Linked DNA regions of Mus musculus: region 2 is linked to region 1. Evidence: chromatin contacts called from ENCODE Hi-C or POLR2A ChIA-PET data. All regions are on one chromosome and are shown on one strand. Each heading gives the region's core, a stretch centred on a gene start or an enhancer-like site at or near the end of the contact. The rest is flanking DNA. Distances are from core to core; before and after follow the strand shown.

What was found. A loop is a pair of places that touch in the nucleus more often than their neighbours do. ChIA-PET counts read pairs that join two places held with the same protein, here RNA polymerase II (POLR2A).
Region 2: POLR2A ChIA-PET joins it to region 1 with 18 read pairs in Patski. The contact joins the promoter of Fam167b here to the promoter of Hdac1 in region 1. A Hi-C loop is called at or near these places in 3 of 37 maps with a recorded cell type or tissue (Patski, heart and left cerebral cortex). POLR2A ChIA-PET finds 5 or more read pairs at or near these places in 4 of 5 experiments (Patski and embryonic stem cell).

What each region holds. Positions count from the first base shown.
Region 1 is chr4:129,540,482-129,546,317 of GRCm38, reverse strand. It overlaps Hdac1 (histone deacetylase 1), which reads left to right and starts at 3,672. Exons shown (of 14, transcript NM_008228.2): 1 at 3,672-3,737. The coding sequence starts at 3,689.
Region 2 is chr4:129,575,582-129,581,417 of GRCm38, reverse strand. Fam167b (family with sequence similarity 167, member B) reads left to right here and starts at 2,838. Exons shown (of 2, transcript NM_182783.2): 1 at 2,838-3,300; 2 at 4,123-4,603. The coding sequence starts at 3,043. The coding sequence ends at 4,353.

The sequences.
Region 1 (5,836 bases), core at 2,423-4,922:
TTTGAGACAGGGTTTCTCTGTGTAGCCCTGGCTGTCCTGGAACTCACTTTGTAGACCAGGCTGGCCTCGAACTCAGAAATCCGCCTGCTTCTGCCTCCCGAGTGCCCAGGCCAGCATTCTTTACCCCTCTGATCCAACTTCACTTCACCTAAACAGTAAGTGTGAATGAGTTACCTCCCTTTTATACGCGGCCATCAGTTTTTTTTCTCTTTCTTTTTCTTTTTCTTTTTCTCTTTCTTTTTCTTCCTTTCTTTCTTTCTTTCTTTCTTTCTTTCTTTCTTTCTTTCTTTCTTTCTTTCTTTCTTTCTTTCTTTCTTTCTTTCTTTCTTTCTTCCTTCCTTCCTTCCTTCCTTCCTTCCTTTCTTTCTTTCTTTCTTTCTTTCTTTCTTTTTTTTTTTTTTTGGTTTTTCGAGACAGGGTTTCTCTGTATAGCTCTGGCTGTCCTGGAACTCACTTTCTAGACCTTGAACTGGCTGGCCTTGAACTCAGAAATCCATCTGCCTCTGCCTCCCAAGTGCTGGGATTAAAGGCGTGTGCCACCACCACCCGGCTTCAGGGCCTCTTGAAGAATAGTCAGTGCTCCTAACCGCTGAACCATCTCCCCAGCCCCAGTGGTAGAGATTTTTGTGCTAAGGTTGGAGAACCTTAACCTTGGATAAAGCCTTATGTATGCTTAGCCAACGCTCCACCAGTTTTGACATTAGGGACACCTCCAGTCCAAGAAGGCTTCGTTTGTTTGCTCTTGCTTTGTGGCCTGGCTCCCCTGAACTCCTGACTTTCCTATATTTGGGTCCTGAGCGCCAGGATTACAGACATGCCCAACAGGGTTCAGTATTTTCACCTGCATTTTAAAAATAAGTGAATTCACTTAGCTAATTTCTAAAACTGGGAAGATTTTATATGTAAAACTCTAGATCTGGGCTGTCTCTTCAACAATGAGAGGTTTGGTTTCCTGGGTTTGTCTGTCCTAGTGGAGCAAGTACTGGCCATCCAGTTTAGTTGTGACATGAGTTTTCCATCCCTGCCAGGGTCCCTTCCACCCACTACTATCCTAAGCCAAGTGTTAATAGCTATTTATCACCAAACTTGGTGCTGCTGTTCTTGGGATAAAGAGGAAAGTAAAGAAAGAAAATTTTTAAAAAATCAAAAATTAAAAAAAAAAGTCTGAGCTTAAAAAGTTAAACTCAGAGATGGCAGTATGTTTGATCAAAAAAGCAAGAGGTCATATATTCCTGTAAGGAAGTTAAAAGCTCCAAGCTTTAAAATGAGCAAACAAACAATATCTGAGCCATAAGAATATAAACTCATTCATTTATACCACGTGCCTGGCCTCTGCGGGCATGTGAGGTTGTAACCCTTGCTCTACATCTTACAAATGCTTCAATACCCATGATTCTGTCCTATAGTGGGTACTGTGGACAGCCATGGAGTGGGGAAACTTTGGAGTCCTCTTCTGTCTACACTGCAAAGATGGGAAAGGAGGCCTAGAAATGATGAGGAGACCCACCTAAAGCCAGAAGAGTAGCAGGGGTGTAGAAATGGAAGTCTGTGTCCTGGCCCTCTGCCATCACACAGCCTCCCTGTCACTAAAGGCCCTGTGCAATTCCCAAGGGAGTGACGCTGAGCATACAAGGGCTGGGGGTTGTGGTGCAAGCCTCAATCCCAGCTTTTCAGAACAGGGCTTCATTGTGTAGCTCTGGCTGTCTTGGAACTCACTATGTAGACTAGGGTGGCTTCCATTCACAGAGATCTACAGTCCAGTGCTGGTATTAAACTCGTGTGCTACTATGTCCAACTGTTGTAGGAAACAAACAAACAAACAAACAAACCCCAAAAAACAAAAAACTCAGCACAGAGCCTTTTGGTGGATCAATAATGGCTACTTGAAGATTGACGGATTCAGGTTTTGTAGGAGCATGGGAGATGGTGGTTTTCTGCCATTTAGACACTCCCAGACATTTGTCAATGTGTAAGGACAATTTTGGGTGTCACAGTAAGGGCGTGTGTGGGGTGTTGCTACTGGTATAGAAGAAGGCCAAGCAGTCAATTAACATCTAAAAGGCCCGAAGACAGCCCCTACAACAAAGAGTGTAAGTAATTCAAGGTTAAGAAATTTTGCTGGCATGGCTTGAGGGTGGGGGAGTGGTGAAGGTCTTTTTTTTTGTTGTTGTTGTTGGTTCCCCCCCCACCCCCCAGACACGGTTTCTCTGTATAGCCACGTCTGTCCTGGAACTCACTGTGTAGACCAGGCTGGCCTCAAATTTAGAAATCAGCCTGCCTCTGCCTCTCAAGTGTTGGGATTAAAGACATATGCCACCCACTCTGGGGATAGAGGCAGGCAGATTTCTGAGTCGAAGACTCAGTTGAAATAAGGAGATCTGACGCCCTTCTGGTCTGGTGTGTGTCTGAAGGCAGCTACAGTGTACTTAATAAATAAATAAATAAATAAATAAATCTTTAAAAAAAAAAAAGGCAGGTGTGGTGGGGCATGCCTTTAATCACAGCACTCCGGAGGCAGAGGCAGGCAGATGTCTGAGTTCGAGCCCAGCCTGGTCTACAAAGTGAGTTCCAGGACAGCCAGGGCTATACAGAGAAACCCTATCTTGAAAAACAAACAAACAAACAAAAAAGCAAAAACAAACGAAGAAACAACCCCGCCCCCCCACCCCCACGTCCCCCCCAAACAACAACTTAGGCTTTCAGTTTAGAAAAATTAAGTTCTGGGTAGGTGAGATGGTTGCTGCCACCATGCCTGACCCAAATTTTCTGGATGGATCGCCCCGCCCCCACCCAGAGCCATTACATAGGAACACTCCCTCCAACACTCCCTCCAGTAAATTAAAAACTAAACACCAAGTTCTGTTACTTTGTCACAGTGCTCGGGCATATTGGATTTTGTCTTTTTTTAAAAAAAATATGTACAATTGGAGACGGAATTTAATTTGTAACACTGAATAAGCTCTTCAGCTTTACCTGTAAAATTGTTTTGTTATTTTTTGAGACATGCTTTCACTACGGAGAGCAAGTTGGCCTCAGATTACAGAGATCTTCCTGACTCTGCCTCCTGAGTGCTGGGATCAAAGACATAGCAACCACGCCCAACTGAAAACGAGCTTTGACATTAAAAAAGAAAAGTCCGTCAGAACTTATGAGCACATAAAGGTCTTGCCCCACTACAGTAGGCCTCTGGATATTTTCTTTCTGTTCCTTGCCATTCATTTCTCTCTCCAGTTCTAATCCAGACCAAACCTAGTCTTTTAGCTGCGTGACCTTGCGCAAGCATCTTTCCCCGGGAAGCCTCGGCGTATTCTCGGTAAAACGAGAAAGTTGGCCTCTGATCTTTGCACACGCTCCCAACTGTGAAGCGGGCTGCAGAGTTTACGGAGCCGACTCCCTCTCCCGGGACTCGATGGTACGGCCCCCGGTCTCCCCCACCCCTCCGCGCCGGACTTTGGTACAGGCCCAGGGGGCCCGCGGTGGCTTCTCTAAGCTGCCCTTGCCCCCCGCCGAGTTCCGGGCCCGACCCCGCGCATGCCGATTGGTTAGAGTGAGGCCCGGGCTGTGCGGCTATAGGTGATCCCGGGGGTGGGCGGGGCTTCGAGGCCGGCCCCTCCCCCTGGTCGGACGCCGTAAGGAGCCGCGGGCGGGCGGGCGGACAGACTGACGGGAGGGCCGGGCGGCGAGCAAGATGGCGCAGACTCAGGGCACCAAGAGGAAAGTCTGTTACTACTACGACGGTGAGCTGCGGGTGGGCGGCGCGGGCCGGGCGTTGGGGAAAGGCTGGGGGAGGAGGCTGGGAGGAGGCTGAAGCCCCGGGGAGGCTGAGGGAAAGTCGAGGCTGAAGGAGGAGGTTGGAGAGAGGAAGTCGAGGCTGAGGCCGGAGATGAGGTGGGGGTCGTGGAAGGGGTAGTCTGCGGTAATCCCGGTGGCGGAGATTCTCGGGGAATCCGACCTGAAGTTGGAGTGGGATTCCTGGAGGGAAGCCTAAGTGGCGGCGGGGATCGGAATATGATGGAGACGGTTTGCCTGGATATCTTCCCCTGCTGAGAATACAAAGGTTTTTCACTGTCCCCATTCACTCTCTCTCTTTTTCTTTCTTTCTTTTGGTGAGTTCTGCAGGACTGGCCACTCATCCCCTCCCCCACTCCATCCCCCAAGTCTATGAGTAGGGCCTGCAGTTGCTAGTTGGGAAATGGGGCTCCCCGGGGATGCAAGAAGAGAGGTGCATGAAACTTGTTAAAACGACTTTTCATTGAGCCAGCGCGAGCATCTTACTCTGTCCTGGGTTGTGTTTCTGTTGGGGCTGGAGGGCTCATCGAGGCACATTTCCTGTGTTGAGTTCCCGTCTGAAGGGGGAGCTAGACAATGTCACAGGTATCTTTCGGTGTTAGCGCTGGGACAAGGGAATGTGGGGTGGAGGAGAACACAGCAGGAGCCTCAGCCCAACCTGAGAGGAGCAGGTTGTGTGTCAGTGCTTAGGACCCAAGAACTGGAGTTACAAGCCAGGCCCTGGCAAGTGGAGCCAACAGCAGGGGGAGGGGACAGCACCTTTATCTGAGAAAGGGTCTCACAGTGTAACTCAGCTGGTCTTGGATTAAGCCCCTTCTTCTTACTCTTGACTCCAGGCTTACACCACTTGGTCCAGCATTTGTGTTTTGGGAATAGCAGTTGAGTTGTTCAGGGGACATCTAGCCAGCCAGCCAGTAGGCGGTTGGCTGTTTAGATCTGAAATTTAGAAGACAGATATTTTTTGGTAATTGTCGGTATAAAATAATTCAGATAGTAATTTTAGCTGGATTAGAAAAGGGTGTTATAACTCCAGTTGTAGAGGGTGAAGAGCTATGTTGATACTTTTTTTTTTTTTTTGGAAATGGCCTCTGTGTAACCCTGGCTAGCCTGGAACTCACTTTGTAGACCAGGTTTGCTTCCTACTGGAAGAGATTTATCCTACCCCCCTCCCGAGTGCTAGGATTAAAGGCATGTGCCACAACCCTGGCCTGTTTTAATTCTGAAGAAGTGGACTAAGAAGGTTCAGTGGTCCTGATTGCTCTTTCACTATGCTGTCTTTCAACTGTTAGCCACATTCCTGTTTCAGTCTTTCCCAGTGCTGTGGGGTGACGGAGCCACCAAGCCTGGTGTCTTCTTGTTTCTGTTCTGTTTTGTTTTTAAGGCAGGGTCTGTCTCTAACAGCCCTAGCTGTCCTGGAAGTTGCTTTGTAGACCAACTAGGCTGGCCTCTGAACTCAGAGAGATCCCCCTGCCTCTGCCTCCTGAGTATTAAAGGGGTGCACCACTGTCTAGCAGCCTCATTTTTTGTTTCGGTTCTTTTTGTTTGTTTGGTTTGGTTTGGTTTGGTTTTGGTTTTTTGAGACAGTTTCTCTGCGTAGCCCTGGCTGTCCTGGAACTTACTCTCTAGACCAGGCTGGCCTCAAACTTAGAAATCCGTCTGCCTCTGGCCACCAAGTGCTGGGAATTTTTTTTCTTCTTCTTGTTTTTTGTAGATAATACATTTCTTGGAGAAAAGTCTCCTTATCTCCACTTCCTAAAAGATTGGGTAGTATAATAGGCATAATTTTTTTAAAGAATTATTTATTTTATGTATGTGAGCACACTGTAGATGTCTTTAGACACACCAGATCTCATTACAGATGGTTGTGAGCCACCATGTGGTTGCTGGGAAACGAACCCAGGACCTCTGGAAGATCAGTATGTGCTCCCAACTGGTGAGCCATCTCTCCAGCCCCATAATTTTTTTTGAGATTATAATAGAATTACATAATTTCCCCTCCTTTTCTCTCTTTTTTTCTTCAAGACAGGATTTCTCTGTATAGCCCTGG
Region 2 (5,836 bases), core at 1,589-4,088, 36 kb before region 1:
CCTTGTATTTCAGTAAGAACCTTCCCTCAACCTCTCCTTAGAGCGGTCACATCCACACTGTATATACTGTATATGTTTATTGCTGCACTTGGTCAAGGTATGGATCCATCCTAGAGGTTCATCATCAAGAGACAAACAGATGAAGGAAATGTGGTAAATATACACAATAGGGTCTTATGTAGCAGAATCAAGTCCTACTCCTATATAGGACATGTCAGGGTGGGAGAGGACTCGATGGAGGGCGGGAAGAGAGTAAGAGTGATGGGGGGGGCTGGGAAGATGGCTCAGCTCGGCAGGTATAAATCTGAAGCTGCTCTCTGAGAGCAGCCAAGCATGAAACAGAACACTCTGTAGCTGGGTTTTGTGCCTCTCGCCTGCATGTCCGACCCTGAGGAGGCTTGGAGAGCTTGAGGCAGCCTTGGCTGCACAGGGAGACCCTGTCTAAAAGCAAACCCAAAAAGAGAACAGGCTATGAAATTCCAGACTAGGGAAACCTTCAAGATGGGATTTTTTTTTTTAAGATTTATTTATTTTTTATTATATGTAAGTACACTGTAGCTGTCTTCAGACACACCAGAAGAGGGAGTCAGATCTCGTTACAGATGGTTGTGAGCCACCATGTGGTTGTCGGGATTTGAACTCAGGACCTTCAGAAGAGCAGTCGGGTGCTCTTACCTGATGAGCCATCTCACCAGCCCCCAAGATGGGGATTTGACAGACATGCAGATTAGTGTCCGCCTCATAGACTCATACCGAATCTGAAACTGGTGGCAGGGGAAGCCATCTGTTTTAGCAGGCTTTCCAGGTGACTCTGAACACATGCCAGAGATGGAGGAACACTGGAAAATATACAAAACGGCAAAGTTCGCTTATGCTGCCAGAACAGAGAGTAGGGCTGGGGGAGCCAGTCAGTAAGACCCTTCTGAGCATGCTCTGCCCTGGGTTTGCCCCTGCATTGCCGTAGGTGGGAGGAAGACAGGAAGTAGAAAGTGGTGCTAGGCGGGGTGGGTGAAGTTGAAGCCAGTTTGTGCTACAGGATAAGTTCCGGGTCAGCTCAGGGTGAGACTCTGCCTAAAAAGAGAAAAGAATTGTGATCTCAAGCGCGCGTGCACACACACACACACACACACACACACACACACACACACACACACACACACACACATACACACACACACACACACTTGGAAACAAAAGACTGCTATCCCGCAGAGGAGGCAATCCAGGCCGCACCCCCTTATGGAGAAGCACTATTTGACCTTAGTGCTGTTTCATTGGCTATTCAGGAGAATTTACCAAACTACATATTTAGATGTGTACGTTTCTGTTTTTGTCTCCTCCTCTGCTTCCTCCCCTTCCTTCTCTTCTTCCCTTTCCTCTTTCTCCCCCTCCTCCTCTTCCTTGGTTTGTTTTGTTTTTGAGTCATGGTCTCCTGTATTCCAGGCTGACTTTAAGTTTGCCTGGAAGAAACTTCAGCTGTGTCACCACACTTGGGTCCCGTTAGGTTTTGGGTTGGTTGCTTTTTGTCTCCCCTGTGAGTCAAGGAGCACTGGAGAGAATGCAAACTCCACTTGGGCTGCCACTGCTCCTCTGCTGGCTCTATTTCTCTTCTCCTTCTCTCCTCCTCCCCCTCCCCCTCCCCCTCTCCCTCCTCTCCCTCCTCCCCCTTCTCCTCTTCCTCCTCTTCTCCTTCTTTCTTTTCTTTTTTTTTTTTTAAGACAGGATTTCTCTGCATAGCCCTGGCTGTCCTGGAACTCACTTTGTAGACCAGGCTGGCCTTGAACTCAGAAATCCACCTGCCTCAGCCTCCTTTAGTGCTGGGACTAAAGGCGTGTGCCACCACGCCTGGCTTTCAATTTTTTATTAGATATTTTCTTCATTTACATTTCAAATGCTATCCTGAAAGTCCCCTATCCCCCCCCCCCGCTCTTCTCCTTCTTCCTCTCTCTCTCTCTCCCTCTCTCTCTCTCTCTCTCTCTCTTTCCCTACCCCTCCACTCTCTCCCTAATTGCTGGTGCAAACCCTAACCCTTGAGCACACTAGGAAAGGTTTTACTACTGAGCGGAATCCCAGCCCTGCTCTTGTTGCTGAGAGCAATACAGAGGTTTAGAGACACCTGAGAAACATCTGGGTGGTGGTGGCACACACCTTTAATCTCAGCACTCAGGAAGCAGAGGCAGGCGGATCTCTGTGAGTTTGAAGCCAGCTTGGCCCACAGAGCAAGTTCCAAGCCAGCCAAAGCTACAAAGAGAAACCTTCTCTCAAAAAAAGAAAACAGAAAAGAAAAGAGGAGAGAGGAAGAGAAAGAGGCAGAGGCAAATTTCTGTTGAAGCTTATCCTGGTCTACATAGGTCTACATAGTAAGCCTGCACATTGTTCTAGGCCGGCCATCATTAGAGATGAGATGAACTCCTTCAGTCAGAGCTTTTTCAGTGATTGCCAACAGAACCTAAGGGCCGTTGGAGTAAGACTTGGTGTCACCGACCTGTCACAACAGAGGCTCAAGAAGTGACTGAGCTACCTAAAGTCCCCTCAAAGTAGCACCAGGGCCCAGGGCTCCTGACTCCCAGGCTAGGCAGCTGGACCCTATTGCCTTGCAGAAGGGCTAGCTCTGTAAAGAGGAAAGAGCACCAGCCAGTCAGCTGTCTCTTCCCCTTGACTCCTCTGACTTGGGTCTTGGGAGGAGGGCCAAGCCGGCTGTGGACGATGCTTTTCTTATCCTGCTGCAACTTCCTTTCTGGGAACCAGGAACCTGAATCTGGGCAAAGACAATAAAATTCATCTGAAGGGCTCCTCCTGCCCCCACCCGGATGGGCATCACGTGGCCCCTAGTTAGCAAACCAGGAAAATTCCATCTCTTGCACACTTAGCCTCACATACCCATCTGCTCACTCAGCCTGGCACACTTAGCGTCCCTCACCCACCTTCTCAATTCAGCACACACTCTTGGCACATTCTTTTCAACCTCATCTTCTTTCACTTCTCACACGGCCAAATAGCCAGCCTTTCCCTTACTGTCCCGTTGGTCACCACAGACCTACCATGTCCCTAGGGCCGCTGAAATTCCAGGCAGTGGGAGAGAAGGGTGAGGAGGATGAGGAAGAGAGCTTAGATTCTCTGAAGGCCCTGACTGCCAAGCTTCAACTGCAGACCCGACGGCCCTCATACCTCGAGTGGACTGCCAGAGTCCAGAGCCGGGCTTGGTACAGAGCCCAAGCTAGACCTGAGCCAGTCGGACCCGGGGCCATCTGTGGCTTTGACTCCATGGATTCTGCGCTTGAGTGGCTCAGACGGGAGCTGGTGAGTCTGGTGGGTTAGATGGACTTGCATGGGGTCTTTGAGCCAGTCCCTCTAAAGGCCCAAATCTGTGAGGTTGGAAGGAGATGAGAACAAACCAATGTCCACAGTAGTTCCTCAGTGCTGTGCCCTAGGACAACGGAACCAGGAATTCAGTTGCTCGCTATCTTATTTGCAGAGCCAAATCTGGAGAAGTAGACCGTAGAGCACAGGTTCTCAATCTGTGGGTCTCGACCCCTTTGGGCATCCAAAAGCACTTTTAGACAGGTTGCATATCAGATATCCAGTATATCAGATATTTATATTTAAAATTATTTAAAAGTCGTAGCAGTGGCAAGATTACGGTTACAAAGTAGCAATGAAAATAATTTTATGCTTGGGAGTCATCACAGCATGAGGAAATGAGCTGTATTAACGGGTCCCAGCATTAGGAAGGCTGAGAACCACTGCCCTAAAGAGAAGAGACAGTCAAGTAAAAAGCAGAAACCGACCCTGCTGTCAGTTATAATCTGAGGAGGGCAGAGTTGAATATTAGCTGTCAGCCCACCATGTGCAAACATAAGGATGTCCAGTTCAGCTCAACGGGTCATCACAGTTAATTTGTGATGGCGTACCAGACGTCTATATTTGCATACTAACGGTTCCTTGGCTTGGCTTGAGAATCACCCATCCGGAAAAAGATCTGCGAGACCGAGGCGGATGAAGTTAGGTGAGAAGGGGATTGCGAGCTGGACTATGCAAAGAGTATTCCCAGAAATGGACCGGCGGCTGGGCTGGTGAGCCCGGAGGCTAATCTAGCAAATTTACGCCCCCTTTTGGTCACAGCAGGAGATGCGGGCTCAGGACCGGCAGCTGGCAGGGCAGCTGCTCAGGCTGCGGGCCCGGCTGCACAGACTGAAAGTGGACCAAGTCTGTCACCTGCACCAGGAGCTTCTGGATGAGGCTGAGCTGGAGATGGAGTTAGAGTCTGGGACTGGCTTGCCTCTGGCCCCACCGCTGCGGCATCTGGGACTCACGCGCATGAACATCAGTGCCAGACGCTTCACCCTCTGCTGACAGCAGACTTGGGTGTCTCTTGCAGTATCTGGGGAGAAAGAAGGAAGGAAGAGGGACCCCGGAGGCTCTGGCTACCTGCTGGGGAAGGTGGGCACACTTAGGTTTCCAAAAGCTGAATTTAGAGAGCACAGGATGGAGGGGAGGAGGAGAGGAAACTCGGGCCCCAAATGTCTTAATAAAAAATGCATTGAATCCCATCAAGGTTTCTGTAGACTGTCACAGAGCCTAAATAAATGTTGTTGTATATTCATCCTGTGTCACTGGGACTTTAGGGATTCCACAACAGGAGACAAGATGGCACCAGGTGTCCCCAACAGCTCCCGATCTATTTCTCTAACTTTATCAAATTCAAAAGTGAGAAAAATTTAAATGAAGATGAAGATTCATTGTGTTTTTTGATTGTGTGTGTGACCAGAGAGGCCAGAAAAGGATTAGCTGAGCTGGAGGCACAAGCTGTTGTAAGCTGCCTGTTGTGGATGCTGCCTACGGAACTCAGGTCCTCTGTGAGCAGCAACGGGCTTTTTTTCTCCAGCCCCCAAACTTAAAATCTTCTGCCATTCTCATGACAGGTGGTCTAGGTAAATTGAAGACTTGGAGAAAGCAGAAAGTGGTAGTTCTGTGTCATCTCTGCTATTTATTTATTTTTTTCTTTTTCTGTTTTTCTTTTTTTTCTTTTCTTTTTCTCTTTTTCCCTGATGCAGGGTCTCACTAGGTAGCTCCGACTGTCCTGAAGCCCATACTGGCCTTGAACTCACAGAGATTCACTTGCCTCCGGAGTGCTGGGGTTAAAGGTGTGCACCACTCTGCCCGGCTTCCCCTATTTAACTCTATTAGACACATAGTGGGAAAATCAGGCCACTATGAGACAGATCTCTATGATCTTGACGCCAGTCTGCTCTACAGAGCGAGTTCTAGGTCAGTAAGGACCACCTAGAAAGAGACCCTGTCTCCAAAAATCCAAAAATAAGCAAACAAACAAATTAAGAAAAAAACCCAGGGCCTGGTGAGATGGCTCAGTGGGTAAGAGCACCCGACTGCTCTTCCGAAGGTCAGGAGTTCAAATCCCAGCAACCACATGGTGGCTCACAACCATCTCGTAACGAGATCTGACTCCCTCTTCTGGAGTGTCTGAGGACAGCTACAGTGTACTTACATATAATAAATAAATAAATAAATAAATAAATAAATAAATAAATAAATAAATAAATAAATAAATGAAAAAAAAAAAAGAAAAAAGAAAAAAACCCAGCTAGTTGCTAATTCTTGCTCCACGGGCAGCTAGATATGCATTACTTTAGAACACACACTTTAGAATTCATGCACTGCTTGTCAGCACCGTGCCCCCCAGGCGGGTGCTGAAGCTGAGGTGAGCTGTAAAATGCTAAGGTTTCTAAGTGAGGACAGCAGGGCGGTATATCAGGTCTGGAGACACATCTGCCGGCTCTGTCATTCTCAGGGTTGGGTTGTTTTTTTTTTTTTCCTT